Regions from separate parts of the Homo sapiens genome. Here region 2 is linked to region 1. The links are chromatin contacts, found by Hi-C or POLR2A ChIA-PET in ENCODE. All regions are on one chromosome and are shown on one strand. The core of a region is the stretch at or near the end of the contact, and the rest is flanking DNA. Distances in the headings are between cores, read along the strand shown.

Region 1 (7,000 bases), core at 1,379-3,878:
TTATTCAACAAATATTGAGTGCCTATTACGTACTAAGCAGCAGCAAACAAAACCAGTAAAAGCCCTCCAGTGGATGGAGAAACACAATAAATAAAACAAAAATGTGAAATGTATTTCAGGTTATTGGTAAGTGCTATGGAGAAAAGGAACAGAGAAAAAAGCTAAGGAGTTGTGGGTAGGAATTTCCATCTTAAATATACCGAGAAGGTAACATCTGGATAAAGACCTGAAGGAAGTGGGGAAACAAGTCATGAAAATAACTGGGAGGAAGAGCACTCCATGCAGAGGGGCCAGCTGGTGAAAAGGGCCTAAGGCTGGAACATGCCTGGCCCGAGACAGTGAGGAAGCCACTGTGGCTGGGAAGCGAGCACAGGACAGGAGGGTCTAGAAGGAGGACAAAGACGTAATGAGAAATAGGACCATGTCAGGCCTTGCGGGCCATTGTTAGGCAGTCTTACGTTTCCTGAGTAAGATGGGGAGCCACTGGGAAATTGAGAGAAGACAATGGTCTGACATACACTTTAACCAGACCATTCAGGCTGTGGTGTTGAGAATAAACTCTAGGAGGCTTCAGGCAGAAGTAGGGAGACTGTTTAGAGAGCTACTGCAATAACATACGTGAGAAATGACAACCTGGGAAGAGTGGAAGTGTGGAGTGCTTGAGAGGCAGAGGTCAGATTCTGGATATACCCTCAAAGGGCACCCAAAAAGAGTCGAGGTAGTGTGTGCAGGAAACAAAGGAGTCAGCGCTGATTCCAACACCGACTGACCCTGGGAGAAACAGTGTTTGAAGCCGGAGCTGCTGCTCTAATACAACAGATAAAATGCAGTGGAGTCCAGAACTAGAATAAAAGTGGACTGTTCACAAGAAGGGGGAATGAAAAAGCCCTGGAGCTTCTCAGGGCGAGGATCATGAAAGCAAAGGCCAGAGACTGCACTCTAGGGAATTTGAAGGACAAGCAAAAGATAGAAACACAAAGACTGACAAGAGGAAGTGAGGGTACAGTGACACTAAACAACATGAATTTGTAGTGAAACTAAAGAGTAACCTTTAAAAACATTTCTTCAACAAAGCTTGACAGGTTGGAAACAGAAAATGCAAACAGAAGGAATTAGGCAAAGCAGAATCATGGAAAAGTAAGGGGGGAGACATGTTGCAAATGACAATGAATGCCTTTTTTAAAAAGGCTGACTATGGGCACCAAGCTGAACAGACAAGCAAAGACAGCCTGGGGATCACAGCCTGACGGATGGAGTTATGAGAGGAGAGCAAGTTCACTGTCCACTCCAAATAAAGAGAGAGGATGTAAAAAGAACTGGCCATTAGAACAGAGAAGTGGATACGAGATTCCGAGACTGAACATAGGAGAAATCGGCAGAGTCAAGAACAAAGCTAAAGCTAGAGTCCTGCAGAAGTCACGCTGACGGGACCAGGAGACAGGGTAGGCAGCAGAAGCTGCTGCTCTAATACAAGAGACAAAATGCAATGGGGTCTAGGACTAGAATAGGCATGCTCTTATGAATGAGACTTTATAAAAGGGATACAGAAAAAATAAAATGCCTGATGAGACAAGTGGGAGAAGGTGGTGCCAAAAGACAGCAGCAGAATCTAAAGCACAGAAGGACACTGATCCTCATCTGAGCCAAAGCAAGTCCGAGGTGCAGTGGCCACCAGCAAAGACCACGGAGACGCGGCCTGTGCCCAGCGATCCCAAGCTTGCATGCAAGATGTTCATTTCCTAGAACTGACAGACCAGCCCTGCGACTCTGCACTGCTCTCTTCATGATTCCCCCTTGTTTACACTTCTATTCCTTCACCCTATATACACCCAATTCATAAAGAGAGTCTGTGATGAGCACTACATTCCCCAAACAGTGGCAGTAAAAATGCTTAAAATACTTCTTAAGTTCTGCATGTCCCCACCAAGACTGATATACGCGGGTATATTCTACTCTTGAAGGACTTACAATCTCCTTCCTTTTATTAGGGGGAAAAAGAGTTTATTCTAGGGCAGAAGTTCTCAAGTTCAAAGCTGACATCTGAGTGGATAATTCTGTTGTGGGGCTGTTCTGTGTGCCGTGAATGTGCGGCAGCCTCCCTCCCCCCGCCCACTCGCTGCCAGGAGCATCTTCCCAGTCATGACCATCAAGTGTCTCCAGATACTGCCCAATGTCCCCAAGGGGAAAAAATCACCCCTGACTGAGAAACACCACTCAAAACTTGGAAGAGGGTGCACATATGAGATATGGATAACTGCAATTTTCATGTAACTAAACATACAAACACATAGGAGAGAATCAGTGAGTAAATGGTGTGAGAGTGAGAAGGTGGGAGCGTCGCGTTCAGAAGCACAAGGATTCCTACCAGAAAAGCTTCCCGGCCTGTGCTTCTCCTCCCCGTATGTAATGAGTTATTTCTTTGGTGAAATTCCATTCTTCTTCTAACAGATTTTTTAAACTATGCGATGCTTGAGGTAATTGCTGTAGCATTTGGATCCAGCTTCTCATGTAATCAAAATACACCTTAAAACACAAAAAGTAAAGGGAGACATTTGAAAGTAGAACTTGGCAACTCAGCGCTCTCACCTGAAAGCTACACATCAGCAGGGTAAAGTGGGGGCGGGCCGGGGGCTGTCACAGGCACGCAGCACCGACAGAAGCAAGGTTCTCACCACTGTTAGCTGAGGTCTAAATGAGGATTTTTTAAAAAATCACAAAACTAACTCCCCAGCAATTTAACATATTATTGACAACCCCTTCAAAATCCTAACAACAAAAATGTTCACAATCTACAATAAAGGGGAAAAAATCAAAAGAACAGTACCCAGAACTTTTCATTATGAATGTACTGTCAACATTATTCCTTTAAGAGGTTAGGATCTTCACTTAATGACCTACTTTAGCTTGAAATGGTGCCTTATGTGCAGAGAGGAGGACGTCAACACCCTTCTTCGCACCACCCCTTCCTAACATCCGGATTTGCGTGATAAAATGTTTTCAAGGCTTGCAACATATAAATGATGATCTAAAACCAAAATATCCAGTTGTTCTGAAGTGGGATTTATGCCCACCACAAGTCCTATTACAACAGCTTTCCCGTTCTTAAATCCTCCTTTAGATTTATCCCGTGGTCAGCAGGGTTCAACTATCAAGCAGTTTTTCTCAACAGGTTTGCAATGGCCACCTTCTAGAACAACCCTGTCTATGGACTCCTTTACTTAAAAGAATAGCTTGACGGGGTAGGAGATATTTGAGTCACACATTCTCTCTCGGAACTTTTCAGACATCACTCCACTCCCTTCCAACCCCGAGTGTGACTCAGCGTGAAGCAGTCTGTCGCCAACCTGAGCGCCCACCCACCACTGCTCTCCCACATCCTGAAGGTGACTACACTCGGGTGTCCACACTCAGATGTTTACAGGATTCCTTTCTCTATCCTAGGTTTCAGTGTTTTCACCAGGCTACATCTCAGACTTCATTGTTGGGAAAGATATTTTTCTGAGATCTAGTAATAACTTTCAGTAGGCAAATCTGAAGTCTATTCTTTATCTCAAGACAACTGTCTTCTGCTGTATCGTTCACTGTGTCTGAGTCCTCCATCCTCCAGGTGTGTGGTGTGACTCTGAAGTTCTGGGTCTGTTATGACTAGAGTTGTGTGTGCAGAATCTGCAATTCATGGGTCTACAGTCCTCAACACGAGGCTCAGAACCGCCCTTTCACTTCTTGGTGAGCTCCCCCATCTCCGTGTTTTTCCTTCCTGAGGACAGCTTCTTCCTTGCGGCCCCCAAGGGGCAACTATCTGTCTTTTTCTTTTTCTTTCTTTTTTTGAGATGGAGTTTCCTCTTGCTGCCCAGGCTGGAGTGCAATGGCACGATCTCGGCTCACCGCAACCTCTGCCTCCCGGGTTCAAGCGATTCTCCTGCCTCAGCCTCCTGAGTAGCTGGGATTACAGGCATGCGCCACCACAACTGGCTAATTTCGTATTTTTAGCCGAGACGGGGTTTCTCCATGTTGGTCAGGCTGGTCTCAAACTCCTGACCTCAGGCAATCTGTCCACCTTGGCCTCCCAAAGTGCTGGGATTACAGGCGTGAACCACTGCGTCCGGCCAACTCTCTGTCTTTCTATGCACTCAAAGGCTGCAAAGTCAGCTTCCTCCTGTTCCCACTGCTTTTTTTTTTTTTTTTTTCTTGAGACAGGGTCCTGCTCTGTTTCCCAGGTTGGAGTGCAATGGCATGATCTTGGCTTACTGCAACCACTGCCTCCCAGGTTCAAGTGATTCTCCTGCCTCAGCCTCCTAAGTAGCTGGGACTACATGTGTACACCACCATGCCCAGCTGATTTTTGTATTTTTAGTAGAGACGGGGTTTTGCCATGTTGGCCAGGCTGGTCTCGAACTCCTGACATCAGGTGATCCACCAGCCTCGGCCTCCCAAAGTGTTGGGATTACAGTCGAGAGCCACCGCACCCGGCTCCAACTGCTCCTTTTAAACCATAATTTGTATATATTCTTCTTTAGAAAGCAAAACAAAAGACCCTACCCCTTTAAGATTTACGTCATCAGCCACACCACTGGCCCCCTCTTCAGACTGTCACCTATGGACTTCTAATCGGCCTTCATCTAACAGTCTTTCCTCCATCTCGGGCTCGGCCACCCTGCCGTGGCTTAGCATCATGCGGAAAACCCACCGAACACTTCTTCAGTCCAGCTTCCTGACTGCCTCCATCTCCAGTGGCCCTTTCTCCACTTTTGATGGGGTTCCACCTTGGATCTTGTCATTGCCAGAACTGCTCCAACCCCCAAATCACCAGTTCAAACACCTGATAATAAAGCCCCCTCTCCTCCTTCCAGGAGATTTGTTCAACCACTACCACTGCAACTTGTTTTAGCCCTGTCTGGAACCCAGTCCACTGACTGCTCATCTTTCTGCAACTCACAACCCCCTCCTTTGTTCGCTTTCCTCTGGCTTCAGTTCAGATCCCATGGGCTTATCCTTTCAACTGCACTGCTATCAGCATGCTGGCGTCCCCGCTGCTGCCTGCACCCTGCAGCCCCTTACTGTCTTTTCATCTCACCTGTTGGTCAAGACCCCAAAGCTGGCTTAAGCCTAACCATCCCATTCCCCCTGCCCACACTCAAGGAGCTGGGGGGACTAGTCATAATCACCAGCCACATAACATTTCTGGGAGTCATATTTCTATCTCTACTTAGCTCACTTTCCTTCTGTCTAGAGCCACCAGTTTGAAACTTCCCCATTTTCCTCCAACTGCCAATACCCACCACCACCCATTCTCAGCAGATGATCTCTACCTCTCCACACAAAAATAGAAGTCATTTGGTATAAAATCTTCCTGGTCCCAAACATGCAAACCTACAGGGTTACATCCTCTCTTCCTCCCTTCTTTATAGCAGAGGAACTACTGTTCCTCCTAATCCCAAAGCTTGTGCTTTGAGTTTGAGACCCATCTCCTCCAGAAGTCTGAGGAACCTCACCCTTTTCTCGTATATACATATTAATACATATATATATTTTTTTCCCATCTCTTTCCCTTAGTTTGCAAAGTCAAGCCTGAGGGCTTTCAAATGCCCTCAGCCCAATTTAAAACTCCTCACCGGACTCACATCTTCACCACTCACACAGCTGCAGGAGCTGGACACCCACAGTCACTCCCAACACCTTGTTCACATTTGATCCACCCGAGTCCTGCCATTTCACTGCCTACGTTTCCTTTGAATCCTTATACTTCTTTCTGAATGTATGTTACCCCCTCTAATCCAAGGACTTGCATGTGCATTCCTGGAATGGCCTTGAACTGTTCCTCTCACATCTGCTCTGGACCCCCAGCCTACTCTCCACCTGCAGCTGGAGCCCCCACAGGCTGCCTGCGGTGCCTTGCTCTTGCCAGGCTCCTTTCCCAAGCGGACCGCACCTGCTACCAAAAAGGGGCTTCTCTTGATCCCTCTCTTTATAAGTTAAAAAGCAAAGAGGCTAAAAAAATTCTAAAAAGTATTCTACAAGTATCACCCAGAATAAACAAATGTTAGTATTTTGTCATATTTGCTTTAGATATGTTCTTGTTGATTTTTCTTTAATTTTTATTTTAAGTTCCGGGGTACATGTAGATATTTTTTTCAATAAGAAATAAGGTACCAGAAAGTTAGTTTCTCCTTTGTTCTCTCTTCACTTCTATCTCTTTCCTCCCTCCCCAGAGGCAACAATGATCATGAACTGAGCACATTTCCTTCTAGTCTATACGCTTTTTAAAACAATCTCTTATTACAGAAACTACAATATATAGTATTGTTTGGTCTACGTTTTTCATCTGTTACCTAAACTGGATTATAATGTATATAAATTTCCGATAAGTTGCAATGCTCCCCCCTCAGAGAAGCCTGACCTCCACAAAAAGTTGAATCGAATTAACCAGTCCACAAAAGACCTGTGCCTTTCCTGAGGGCATTTTTCTCAGCTGTAGTCTTGTTCACATGGTTCTACAATCACCATGGACCCCCCTATTCTTAAACTCTAAGAGGGAGTTTACGCTCGGCACTAGTTCCTTGGTCCCCGCATGGTGCCTGCCTGGCACACAGTGGATACCCAATAATTATCTGTAGGATGAAAACTTAAGAGCTTCCCTGCTTCTTTGCTCTTTGTTCTTCTGCAGAAACTCAAATTGTGTACATGTGAGCTCTCTTGTGTCTCTTCTACAACTACCACATCTCGCCTATCATTTTCATATTTTCAATCCTTATAAATCTTTTTAAGTGGTTTCCTTAAGGCTGTCACATGTTCCTACATCATGTATTATTATGTTTATTGTCTTGGTTACTTCTGAGGCCAGGGACCCAGGAAATGAGATAACAATTCACAGCTTTGATTTAGATTTGATGTTCCAAATGCTCACCAAGTTACTTCCTTTGACCTACATGCTTAAGTGTCTCAGTTTTTCGAGTACAGTGGATGTCCTAACGCAGAGTAAAGCCCCCAAGGTCACAGAATT
Region 2 (7,000 bases), core at 2,464-4,963, 150 kb before region 1:
TATTTTTCTCAGGATGCATTAGTGTATTTGTTTCTGGTGGAAATTAAGATGGGCAACAAATTCAGAAAGCAAGGCAGATTTTTATCCATCACAAATTAATTAAATTATTTAGAACAAACTCCAAATGAAACTCAAGAATTAACCATCTAAGACAACTGGCATCTCAATGCCGGGTGCAATGAAGGGTAGGTAGTCTAATGTCACTGAAGGACCTAGAAGCACCTCCATCCAGGTATACCCAGTGATGCTCTGTGCCTTCTTCCCCAGAGGAAGCACCTCCATCCAGATGCACCCCAGCAATGACCTTTGCCTATGTCCCCGGAGGAAGGCTTCCTAGGGCTTTGGGCCAAGCGATAGTGGAAGCATTTTTAAACAATCCGAAGCGGGAAGGGAAGATTCCTCCCTCTAGAGGAGGAGTCCTGGCTACTGGAAAAAGAGAATACAGTAGAAAGGGAGGGTGATGATCCTGGGTGGCTCGTGGGCACCTCATGGTGATAAGCCAGTGCAAACTATCCCCAGGTTTGAGAGAATCCTCGCCAGGATTCTCCGTTTCTGGTATCCCCATAGGTGTTAGCAGGGCTGTTCGCTTTTCCTGGTTCCTTTTCCTTGCTCTAAATAATTGACAGACTTCCTCTGTCAATTATTTCACAGTAACCAAGGCCATGTAAAAAGAGTGTTTAGGAAGCCTTGCTGGGCCACTGATCAGCCAGAGGAGGAGACAGTTTGTGGGGAATTCAGCAGCTTAACTAGCAGATGACTCTGCAGCGTCTATGCTGTAACTCTCCTCTGCTTCCCTCTGAGTTAAGATAGAAACTGTTCATGGCTTTAATTGTGTCTTCTGGTGTATGAGTCACTCTGAGCTTAGACAGTCATCAGCATTCATGATTTGCAGCTGATTTTCTAAGGAAACGGCAGAAAAAAATGTTTCCTTGAGACACGGAGCCCTTCCATCTCTGTGTTCGCTTTCCTCTAGCAGAGCTATGGCTTTGTCTCTTTTCTCATTAAATATTTGTTAAGAGCTTGGTGTGTTACCAAGTAAGTTCAAAGCAGTTACCAGCCCTGGCGTGGTAAAGCTCTCATGCAAAAGGCCATGCTGATACAAAAGACAAATAGAGACAAAACAAGCAGTAAAGACAGCTTGGCTAACAGCAGGACACACCGAGACACTGAGCAGAGAATTTTATTCTAGTGGCAGCAACCAACCTCATAAATAACAACTTGAAAGTAATGTAATCTCGATGGATGATTTTTAGAGGGTTGCTTTGTCTTATTTTTGCCTAGATTTGTAGGCAGGAAAGGCCAAGTCAGGCTGGCTTGGCATGCTGAAGGAGGAAGGGAGGATGGAGCCGGCTTCGTTAGGTAAAAAGAAGGAAGAAAGTTGGAAGAAGTGGGGTGAAGGGTAGAATTTCATTGCCTTTCCACTAAGCAGGATATGCCATTTAATCTCTAGGGAAAGGTGGCCAAGACTGGCTTTTTTTTTTTTTTTTACCTCTCTGACATTGTGGGTTTCAAAACAAAACAGAAAGATTAGGAGAATCTATTAATGTCAGGGTTAAAAAAAAAAAAAAAAAAAGGCAGGGGGTGGGAAGGATTGCCAGTGACCTAATTGTCCTGGAAAGGGCCAGTAAAATGAAATGAAACACAGTGGACACCACCACCCCACACCCCCAGCCCTGGCGCCCTGCGTCCAAATTCAGTGTTGCTGTGAACAGGCTCTATGAGCTGGAGCCTGCCACTGAATATTCCTGGACTGTGATGCTTATGGTTTTAAACGGCTGTTGGATGCACAGCTACACATCTTCCTTGAATGGGGAAGGCCACATGGTGGCAAGAAGGGAGTGAGAATTTGGAGCACCAGCCTGCAAAATTACACATCCTGCCTCCCCTGCTACAGGCTGCGTCACCTTTGGCGAGCCACAGAAACTCTCTGAGTCCAAATAACAGGGCCAATTACAATGGTTGCTTCATAATGCAGAATGAGATACTCCGTCTGAAAGTGCTTTAGAAATTCCTTAAAGCACATCAAATTTAGGATTGAAATTGGAATTTGTGTCCAGGGGAGGAGGAAGAGTCAGGGGGACCGGTGGTGGCGAGGGTGTCTTGATCTTTCTTCCCATTGGTTCATCACTTGGACAGGTAACTTCAACACACTCAGCTACATTTGAAGTAAAGGGGATGGAATAGAGTTGACCAAGATTCCAATAGTTTTCTAATAAAGGGTTTAGAATTTTTTATTTTCCTCTTGGGAAGTTGTTACTTCCTTTCACCACCCCCACCGCATCCCACACTTGATGAGTGTTTGCCGCTGTATTTGTGTAACGCTCAAAAAAGGAGAGTGAGCTCTATATTGCCTCTTACAACACTACTGCGTGTAGTGGTGAAAATGATATCTGTTTCTCGCTGGAATAATAATAAACATTTGTAACATACTTCAGGATGTGTAAGTCACTTCAGATTTGCTACTCGAGAAGGGATTTGGCAGTGGCCAGGAGGCCTGGCAGAAGTTGGTCTGCTCCTATCTGGAAGATGGGATCAGGGCCTGGTAACAGGTCAGGAACAGCGGCAGCAAGGGCTGTGCGTGCAAGAGGGTTGGGAGCTCCGAGTTGCTGGAGAAACTGCAGAGCAAGTCATGTGATTACTAGAACCTGTCTGAAATTAACGACCACGGAGAATGGGAGTCCTCAACTCTACTTTCCCGAGAGGAAGCAGATATTCCACCCAGCCGAGCCTTGGGGCAAAAAGGCAGTCAGGTCTTCCATCTGGGTTGGGGGCTTGTGCTTTAGCACCTCCTCTGGGTAAGGGTGCCTCAATTTTGAATCTGTTCATGTGCTTATTGACCAAGGTGTCACCAGGTAGGTCTGAAAACCTAACAAGACAACCTAGTGGGACAGAGCAGTCTTTGGCACATGAGTCATAAAAGGAGACCTACTAGAGGCCGGTGTTTCTGAATCTCCACCCTGAAAGGTATACGACCTGCTGATTTTGTGGGCTTTCCTGTGTATGCCATTCTAATCCCAGACACTAGCAGACTGATTCACTTTTCTGCCAGCACTGGAAACTGTCTCCAGGTGTGTGACTGCTAGCTGACCTGCTAGGTGAGGCCTGAATTTGAATTTCCCCCTCCTTATGCATAAAGTACTTTTTGCACATTGTATTTTCAAACTGTAAAACAAAACAATCTTTCCTTCTTCTATTCCTTCTTCCTTCTTCTTCCCTGCTTTGCCTAGGAGCTCCCCCGAGGGAGGTCAGCTGTCATTCTGATGGCCTCAGGATGATGCTGTGGGTGCTGGGCCAGCACTTTCATTTTGCTGTCATTGCTGGGCTGGGGAAACTCCTTCTGCCTGCAGACCCTCCTGCCCGGCAGCACAGGGAAGGCAAGGTGGCCTCTCAGGAGCCTCCTCTATGGTAACCTCTCTGTGGGGAATCCTGGCCACATCAATGTGCTATCATCTGCTTTCATTCTATGTGTTAAAATTTTATACAAAGTGAACCTAGCTCTCCAGCCCTGCCTGGCTGCCTTTCTGACTCTCTGAGAAGTGAGAGAAGATGGAGGGCGGCAGCTTCCTGATGTTTGTCAACTTGACCAGGCAACAACTGGGTGTGGGCCACCCCCTACCCCACAAATGAAAATACAAGGGAAGTCTGTGGTGTTCTCGATAAGAAAGCTGTTGATCCCCCAAAGAGAGTGTCGCTGTGGCTTTTCCAACCCCTGCATGACCTTGAGAGAAGCAGTTTGTTCTGCTAACTCTGCAGCCGGCTTCCTCTATGCTTCTCCTCCCTGCCTGATTAATGACAGGGCTGCTTTTTCTCATTTCAATTCAATCTAAGCAGGAGTTTTCACTCTTTGAGTTCCAAACAGGTTTTGACTCCTTCACTTGTCCTGATAGGTAGTTACTCAGCTCCAAGATGTCAGAAAGGGAGTGTCCCTGAGTGGCCCCTGTCCTAACCCTTCATATCACTGCCTTTGAGCCTGTCAAAATGTGGAGTTGGGCAGGACCTACTGGCTACCTCTGCTGGGAGGACACAGCCTCAAATTTGGGTCCCCTCTTTGAAGGTCCAAAGAGTCATCCTTATCAGTTCCCAGATGGTGATCGCCTTCCCAGAAGAGGGTTCAGTAACCGGCTGTAGGTGGACATGATCCTAAAACTGATCATCTCTCCCTTCAGAGTAGCTGAACAACAGTGGCTTTGGCGAGTCAAGTCGGATGGAAAGGAATTTAAAAGACCCGTGACCCATGATGAAGGGAATTTAAAGCCTCTCAGACCCGCCTAGGCCTCCTTCTGCCTGTGGCTCTAAGATTCTAACCCAAAGGCAAAGCCCTGCCTCCTGGACTGAGCAAGCGGCCCACGAGTTTATCTGTTGGGACAACCTTTTCCTCTTTTTCCTCTGTCACCTGCGGGTACCTTTTACTTCTGAAGTGTGTCCACGCTGCACAGCTGAAACAAGCAAACACTGCCTGACTTCACCTGGAGTCACACACCCTGACGGCTCCACATCACGAGATCCCTCTGCTTCCACCAGTGATGGGCTAGCGGGGTTGCTTCCAGAAACTGACGAAAAGCAACCTTCCTTCTTTTCTTTTCTAGTTCTAAGGGGTGTATCTCCTGGGAGACCTCAGGAAGTGACAGGGAATTGTTATAAATAAAGTTTCGGTGCTGCAAAAGAAATAGCACTCGAATATAAAATTTTCTTTTTAATTCTCAGCAAGGCAAGTTACTTCTATAGAAGGGTGCACCCTTACAGATGGAGCAATGGTGAGTGCACACTTGGACAAGAGAGGGGAAGGGGTTCTTATCCCTGAAGCCCATGGCCCCTGCTGCTGTGTCCTTCCCCTATTGGCTAGGGTTAGACTGCACAGGTTAAACTAATTCTGATTGGCTAATTTAAAGAGAGTGACGGGGTGAGTGGTTTGGCGGGAAAAATGGTTATGACAGGGGACGGAATCAGAATGAGTCAGGGTAGAGTAGGTAATTGGAATGAGTCAGGGTGGAGCAGGTCATCGGAAGGAGTCAGGGTGGAGCAGGTAATCCGAATGAGTCTGGGTAGAGCAGGTAATAATCCGAATGAGTCAGGGTGAAGCAGGTAATCGGAATGAGTCAGGGTGGAGCAGGTAGTTGGAAGGAGTCAGGGTGAAGCACGTAATTGGAATGAGTCAGGGTGGAGCAGGTAATCGAAACAGGTTGCTTTACGAGGAAGTTAAGATTAAAAGTAGAAGGCAAAGAATTGAACATACTGACATATTGATTCTTTGAAAAGAAATTTAGAACTCATATCTAACAGAATCTATAACTGGACCAATGAAATGAGTAAGCTATGTTGAATCAAGCAACAAAGATGTTACTTTTACATCTAAGTCATTTTCTGATTTATTCAAGAAGTATTCAGCACCTAATATGTGTCAGGCATTGCGTTTGGTACTTGGGAAATAGTGGGAAGCAAAGGCAGCTACTGTCCTGCCCTCAGAGAGCTTGCAGTCTGGTTTTCTTTCTTTTTTTTTTTTTTTTTTTTGAGAAGGAGTCTTGCTCTGTCACCCAGGCTGGAGTGCAGTGGCCAATCTCGGTTCACTGCAGCCTCTGCCTCCCAGGCTCAGATGATTCTCCTGCCTCAGCCTCCCGAGTAGCTGGGATTACAGACAGGTGCCACCGTGCCCAGCTAATTTTTATATTTTTAGTAGATGGGGTTTCACCATGTTGCCCAGGCTGGTCTTGAACTCCTGACCTCAAGTGATCCTCCCACCTCGACCTCCCAAAGTGCTGGGATTACAGGAGTGAGCCACCACATCTGGCTGCAGTCTGGTTTTCTAAAGATCTTATCATAATCTCTTACAAAACGGTTCTACTTGCCACATGTTATACTAATCAGCATTAACAGGACAGAACCATCCATCCATCCCATGTTTGGGCACAAATGGACCTTGTTCTGTTTTCTCCTCTCTTAGTAAAGCTTTATGTATAGGACAACAAACAAACAAACAAGCAACAACAAAAGACCATATCAGGTTAGCAAGTCAGCATGCCAAATGGAATGTAGCAGAAGCAATCCAGAAATTGCTTTAATTTAGATCTCACTTAAAATTCTTTATCAAGTTAAAGAATTTAAGTATCTGAATTTACATGATACTGGAATGATAGATGGGAGAAAAATAAAAGAATCACGATCCGTGCAGGCTAAGAGGAACAACACTTCCTGATTCTGCCTTTTTATTCTATGAACTTTTAGCCAGCTAGTATTTACTGAGCACTTACTGTTCCAGGAACTGTTTTGAGTAGTTAGGCACAGAGAGTTTAAGTGACTTGCCCAGGGTCACACAGGAAGTGATGGAGCAGAGATTGGGGCCAGGAGGTCTTTGAGTGGAGAGCCTTTCACTTTGGCACAACCCAGCCCTGCCCTGCATTTGAGGAGCCAAGCTCTGGAGGTGAGGCCATGTGTCCAACTGGTCAGTGTAGTAAGTGATGTGTTCTCAAACCTGTGGCCTCTGAGGTGCCACTCCACGGGGCTATGGAATAAAAAGAGAAGCATACTCATTAATGGACAGCTATTTTCAGCTGCAGTCATTACACTCGCTACATTTGTCACGTGTTGATTATGTATTAAGCATTGTGCTAAACCTTTCCTAGCCATTACCTCATTTAATAACACCGCTATGTGAACAGGCAATTCACCTGTTAAATGAGGCGAGAGGTTGGATGACTTGCCTAAGGCCGAACAGAGAGGAGGAGAGCTGAGATTCCAAAATCCCCTTTTCCACCACACTTTGAAATAAGCAAATGTCAAATGCTATGCAAGTTTTTATTTTAACACCCAAGGATGATGTTAAGCAAACATCTGCTAGGATCAAACCTGTGCATGCTAATTCGCTGCAGAATGCCTGTCGCCGCCCAGCAGGCATTCTTTAACAAACGTGCACCCAAGCTCAGTCCAGGGGGCCAGGCACTGGGGTCAGCACCTGGAGAACAGAGATGAGAGGGGTGCAGCTGCTGTCCTTGGTAGGGACCCAGTC

Evidence for each region. Hi-C counts contacts between places; a loop is a spot of excess contacts on that map. ChIA-PET counts read pairs that join two places held with the same protein, here RNA polymerase II (POLR2A). Pooled maps may share reads with other maps.
Region 2: a pooled map shows a loop between it and region 1 (4-fold over the local background). The contact joins two enhancer-like sites. A Hi-C loop is called at or near these places in 4 of 50 pooled maps. POLR2A ChIA-PET finds 5 or more read pairs at or near these places in 2 of 52 experiments (activated CD4-positive, alpha-beta T cell and activated CD4-positive, alpha-beta memory T cell).

The regions. Positions count from the first base shown.
Region 1 is chr6:161,076,404-161,083,403 of GRCh38, reverse strand. It overlaps MAP3K4 (mitogen-activated protein kinase kinase kinase 4), which reads right to left. Exons shown (of 27, transcript NM_005922.4): 6 at 2,366-2,523. Among named protein-coding and RNA genes, the nearest start is that of AGPAT4-IT1, 82 kb to the left of the region's middle. RefSeq lists an enhancer at 2,707-3,906. Within about 2 kb of position 2,628, at least 5 of the 41 ENCODE cell types and tissues checked have a DNase peak (open chromatin) inside an H3K27ac peak, as active enhancers do.
Region 2 is chr6:161,223,149-161,230,148 of GRCh38, reverse strand. All of the region lies in intron 2 of AGPAT4 (1-acylglycerol-3-phosphate O-acyltransferase 4), which reads left to right. Among named protein-coding and RNA genes, the nearest start is that of AGPAT4, 47 kb to the left of the region's middle. RefSeq lists silencers at 3,463-3,768, 6,771-7,000. Within about 2 kb of position 3,713, at least 7 of the 41 ENCODE cell types and tissues checked have a DNase peak (open chromatin) inside an H3K27ac peak, as active enhancers do.